Linked DNA regions of Homo sapiens: region 1 is linked to region 2. A link is a contact called in ENCODE Hi-C data. All regions are on one chromosome and are shown on one strand. Each heading gives the region's core, a stretch centred on a gene start or an enhancer-like site at or near the end of the contact. The rest is flanking DNA. Distances are from core to core; before and after follow the strand shown. Region 1 has its middle 96 kb from the start of ADO. Region 2 has its middle 190 kb from the start of ADO.

Region 1 (2,901 bases), core at 183-2,682, 95 kb after region 2:
CAAAGTGTTTATTTAAAGCGAGGCATTTGGTTGAGTTTGGTTTTAAATTAATAGAATAATTGCATTGTTTGGAAACACAAAAATGCTTTCTTTTAAAAACTTAACTTTGTTATATTTATCTGCTCTAGAAGATTCTTAGTAGTTAAAGAAGGTTGGCTTACTTCTGAATATGGGTGGCATGCATACCTCTATGCCTATCATAAAGAGATGTGGTTGTGGTTGTACTTCATTCAAAAACACAGAAAAAACATCAGAGTGCCTCAAAATAATCAATCCATTCAATGCCTTTTGCCACTCTCCTTCTACATGCCTACACCACACAGGGGATCTGCAAGTGGCAATCTTGCCACTTACGATTCGTTAGGAACTATAGCTATTCACAGTGTAGCTCCATCCATTTGTCCTAAATATGGACATGTCCCATCACCTTACAGAGAATAATTGAAAGCTTCTTCTCTAACAACTTAGCCTTACCGAAAAGCTTATCAAAAAGGTTATTACATAGAGAAACAACCAGTTGGCATATGCAATAAAGACCCTCCAAGTGCTTCCTTCAGGTATGCCTTATTGATAGATGTATTTTGTCGGCAAAGACTGAAAGGTCCCCACAAAAAAGTCTCATTTGTGCCCTGTTCTCCTTAGCCCAGTTGTTCATTTCATTAAGGTCATAGAGAGACATGTTCCGAGAATGCTATGCAAATTATCTAAAATTAGTGTAAGGCTATTTTCACCCTGCCAACCCCCTACTCTACTGATGCTAAATATATATTTATATATATACATATACAAAGCAGAGACTATAAGTAGCCTAGCTCCCATGAATGCCTGCAGCCTAATACCAGTGAAGAAAATATATTTGCTAAGTATTTGTCTTTTCATCTAGAACTATTCAAATGCCATTTGATCCTTTTGGAATCCAAACGGGTATAGTAACATTAAAGTTTATTTTCTTGCTTTTTAAAGCACAAAGGAGCCAAATCTATTGTCTTGATTGATCTGTGTTTTCTTGCTGCACCAGCAGATGAATTTTATGTATTTGTGTATTTTGATTCCATCTCTCCTGGTGTCATAGATACAGGAATATACTTAATCTCTGACATGCATTGCAATGCCAGAGCAACATGGTAGTGAAAGGCTTCCAGGACAAGTTCTCCTAAAAGCTCATCCTCACAGGTTAGCTCTTCTCCTTAAAAGTGTATACTAACTCCTAAGAGAAAATTTGTTTTTAATGGTTCCTGGGTTTTGTCTCTGGGAGACTGTTTTGCATGTAAATTCCTTTGGACCAGAGTCAGGAATATCCTTTCTGTGAGCCTTTTGGGTATATTTTCATGGCAGCCAGTTCATTCTGTGTTAACTAAAGTCTATCAGTTGGTTGATTTTTTTCCATCGTATCCTGAACCAGAAACCTCAAGATCTCACGTGCCCGTTAGTCCCTGCCCAAGACCCAAGGTCAGATGATTTCCCACAGAGCCAAATATAGAGAAAACAAAACAAAACTCACTGAGCCCTACTGTAGGAGGAAGAAGAGGAGTGTTCCACTTTCAGAGCAGCTTAAACTACAGCCTGTGTTCCCACGATGCAGGGAGTATCCCTCCACATTTTGTAAATGTTCCAAAGGGCCATGCCAGGTAATATTTTGCCATCAGGATGCTCAGCTTGTGGCCTACATTAGATAATGCATAATTCATTCTCTCAGATTGCTTTTGAGCTAGTTGAGAGAGTAAGATATAGACACATAAAATGATTAGTAAATTGTTGGCAAACAAGTGCTAATACAGATGTCTGGAGACTAGTTAATGAAATGCAACAAATCTGTGTTTCTAAAACCCCTCAGTTCGTAATGATTGGTCATGCTTTCATCTACCATAAACCCAGCATCTCTAGTAATAACCCTTGCTTCCAATTTTAATTCAGCAAGCCTAGTCATGGCTAATTTCTCATTAATCTCCTAGTCAATGAGATTCTGTTACAGAGGGGCTGAATGACTTTTTAAGATAGACTAGTGGGACCCCAAAAGATACTATGAGCCAACAGTACACTCTATATTCTAGTTGTTTCGACCTAGAGATGACTATTATGACTCAATAAATCTATTATTGGAAACAAAATATTTTTTAAAGTGACTTACTGTTGTAACTAAGCAAAACCCACAAATCCAAAAGTCCTGTGGCCATGGTATCACATGCGGTGAAACGTCAGCTATAGATGTCCACCAAAAAACAGTGTAATGTTCATTTGCACAGTCAAAACAAACTTTTATTAAATGCTTATCCCATGCCAAGACCAAAGTATACAAGATAAGTGAAAAAAATGGTTAAGAAACATACAAATGAACAAATCAATAAAATGGTGTGATAATTACTATTAGCAAAAGAATCTAGAAAGTACTAACAGAGTACTTATAGTAAAATGAAAGAGTTTTATAAGGAATCAGGAAAGGCACTCCAGAGAAGGTGACATTTGATATGGGCCTTAAAAGATGAATAGGAGTTCATGAGAAGTGGCAGCACAGCATATGTTCACAAACCACTATATCTACAGTATCCAATATGAAGTTTAGAAGTATGTGAACACATAACACTTCTAAGAGGAGCAATGAGTGGCTTGGCATGGCTGGAAATAAGGACACAGGGAGATTCTGAGGTTAAGAAAAGACTGTTTTAAGACTGTGAAGGGCCTTACGTGCTCTGCGAAAGAGCAAGTATGGGACTGCTAACTGCTTTTAAGCAGGAGGACGACATGATTAGTATGTAAAAGATATACAGAAGGAAAGATACGAGGTGGGAAGGGAAGGCCAGTATTCCAATAGCCAGAGAAAGAGGTAATAAGAACCTGAATTATTTATATCTTTATTTGTTTGTTGCCTGTTTTCCATCTTGTTTCAGAGGAAACTGAAGGCAG
Region 2 (2,964 bases), core at 332-2,831:
TTGTAGTCCCAGCTACTTGGGAGGCTGAGGCAGGAGAATCGCTTGACCCCAGGAGGCAGAGGTTGCAGTGAGCCGAGATCGCACCACTGCACTCCAGCCTGGTGACAGAGCGAGACTCCATCTCAGAAAAAAAAAAAAGAAAAAAGAAATGGGTGGGAAGGCAGTTGGTTGGGGAAAATCATGAGGGCGTCAGGGTCAGAGGCAAAGGAGATGCAGAAGCAGGGGGGCGGCTGACTACAAAGGCGTGTAGGAGGTAGAGTTGACAGGACTTGGTGACTTGATTGAGAATGATAGGGAGAAGTCAAGAAGGGCCCCAAGGACCCTAGCTGGGCCCATGGGACCATCTCAGAGCCCTTTCACCTAGCATCTAATGCATATTCCCTTTATGCATATGGAATCTATGATCTTCATTTTTTCCAGAGCAAAACTTACAATCAGCTAGGGGAATCAAGACATGTTATCTTCATGCGTCCTCCATCTTTGTTTCTGGTTTATAGTGGTTCTGCTGTTGTTTCAGAAGGGAGGAAGGACTAGACCCTTGGAGTGACTGCTTGACAACTGAAACCTTCAGAAGGGGAGAGCACCCACCCCTGGAGTGGTGGCAGGCTTTTCCATTCATGACAGATGGGAGCATAAAGCAACAAGATGTTTCTCCACAAACCTTAAAAGTGAACATACCCTTTTGCCCAGAATTTCTACTTTTTTTGGAATTTAGACTACAGAAAAAAATAATTAAAATGTACAAGAATGATCCTAAAGATTTATTTCAGGGATGCTCACTGCAAAGTTGTTTATAATTGTGAAAAGCTGGAAACAAACATGACACACAGAAATAGCACCTGGCCTTAGAGGACCCAAGGCTGGGCCTGACTCCCTAGCTGAGGAGTCTCAATATAGGGTGTGGGACTGGGAAGGAGATGTCCCAAGAATGTAGCGAGGCTCCTAATGTCACGTAGTGACCAACATGTTCTTTTTGAATTGGGGATGGGGCGGGGGGAGATGGTTCAACTGTACACATCAAGAATGGACTCTTTTCCCTTTCTCTTAGCTCCTAAGCATTGCTAAGCTGAGTGGTCGCAGCTGGAATAAGTAAGCTCTGGCTGGAAACTCCCCCGAGGAATCTCTCCTCCCTGCTGTTCTTCCCCACCCCCAGAAAGCTTCGTTTCATGTCTAAAAGCTCAAAGATGTGCTGAGTCATACTGTACAAATAGCAGTGGACTAGGGAATTATAAAATGTCGCTTCCTTTCTTTCTTGGACATTTATTTATTGAGTACCTACTATGTGCCATGCCCTATGCTAAGCCCCAGAGAGAGAATGAAAAATGCAACATAATCCCTACATATGGTAGTTACTTTCTTACCCAATATCAATTCTCCCCTTCTTCCTAACAATCCAAATCCTGATTGTATTTGGAATTTCAATTCATTCAAGTCATCAAATATATCTCCCATTCTCTTTGCCACTAGGGATATCTATCCAGTCCCATTCTGACCAAAGAGAGAGAAGCAAGAGTCACTAAGTGCAGCTTCCAGGAAAGCTCTGTAGAAGGAGCAGGCTTCATTAGTGAATACCTTATTAACTTCCCTTTTTCCAGTCTGGAAGTTGGATATAGAGAAAGAACAGTCATTTTGTGACCACTGGGTGACAAGCATGAAGAAAACAGCCACAAATTAAAGAGAGCTGAGCAGAAATCTACATGGAAACAGGGGCCCTAATGATTAATCATATTATAGAGTTATCACGGCAACCTTGGCTATCTAAAAAAAATTAGTCCCCTAATTTGTCTAAGATATTGATCAACTGGGCTTTTGGTTACTTGCAGCTGAACACAATCCTAACTGCCACTTGACTACCCATGGCCTAGGGGAGTAAACAGATTTCTAAGATATGATGCCTTCCAGGTTGATAAGCAGTTATGTGAACAGAGCACAGAATGGATAGATCTGCTTTGATGGAGGAGAAACAACTGGTCAAAAAGGGTTTCGGAAAGGAAGAGATGCTTGAGTTGGGTCTTGGAGGATGAGTCATTCCCCAGCCACGAAGGAGTAGAAATGGCATCCAGGTTGACAGGACATACACGCAAAGACAAGAGAAGTGAAATAACGTGGCACACTCAATAATGTCGCTGAAATGACTTCATCTGACTGGGAAGAGGATGCTTGTGGGATGAGGTGGGGGATGACATCGAAGAGGGTAGAAGCCAGGTCATAAAAAGACTTGTGGGATCTTGGACAAGTCACAAAGCCAGTTCACCTCCAGTTTCCTCAGCTATAAAGAGAGGGGGTTCACTGAGAGGAGGGGGTAGCTCTGACCAGGGGGCTGCTCTGCAACCATCCCTTGCGGAACACTGGTTGGAGGCTCTGGCTCCTTTGCAAGACCCGGAAGTTTCCACAGGAAGTGCTGTCCTGCCTGGCCCGCCTCCCTTGGTTTCACACTGCATGGTGTAGTCCAAGGACTGCACTGGCATTTCAGTTTGAACACTAAGCGGTGACTCAGAACCAACAGAAGTGTGGACAACTGTTTACTAAGAAGGCAGCCTTTGGTGTGACAAATTAGAGTGGGCTGCTGGATTGTGCAGCACTCATGAGCTAGGCAGCTTGGAAATAGCACATACCATCGCATTGGGCAGTTGATTCATTTCTTGTCCTGTCTTGCCAGGCAGGGCATCACATGCCAACCCAGTCAGACCCACCATCTATATCCAGGCCAGGGGAAGTGTTCTTTTTTTCTTTTTCTTTTTCTGGATGATGCCTTAAGTACTCTGAGATTTGTACCAGCATCCCTTGTTTGTTTTTTAAAATAACTCTATTATCCAGGAATATGACACTTTCTACTATTCATATGTTTAGTTTCCTTAACCTCTTGGAGCCAAAAGATTGCAGTCTATAGAGAGGACCATAAAGTTTTAGAGTCATGAATTAGCTTCTAGATCATCAAGCAATGTCAGCACTTCAATTCGCAGA

Evidence for each region. A loop is a pair of places that touch in the nucleus more often than their neighbours do. Pooled maps may share reads with other maps.
Region 1: a map of GM12878 shows a loop between it and region 2 (2.7-fold over the local background). The contact joins two enhancer-like sites. A Hi-C loop is called at or near these places in 3 of 168 maps with a recorded cell type or tissue (A673, GM12878 and OCI-LY7), 5 of 37 single-sample maps with no recorded cell type and 3 of 50 pooled maps.

Annotation. Positions count from the first base shown.
Region 1 is chr10:62,707,304-62,710,204 of GRCh38, forward strand. No RefSeq gene overlaps it. Among named protein-coding and RNA genes, the nearest start is that of ADO, 96 kb to the right of the region's middle. Within about 2 kb of position 1,433, at least 2 of the 41 ENCODE cell types and tissues checked have a DNase peak (open chromatin) inside an H3K27ac peak, as active enhancers do.
Region 2 is chr10:62,612,475-62,615,438 of GRCh38, forward strand. No RefSeq gene overlaps it. Among named protein-coding and RNA genes, the nearest start is that of ADO, 190 kb to the right of the region's middle. Within about 2 kb of position 1,582, at least 2 of the 41 ENCODE cell types and tissues checked have a DNase peak (open chromatin) inside an H3K27ac peak, as active enhancers do.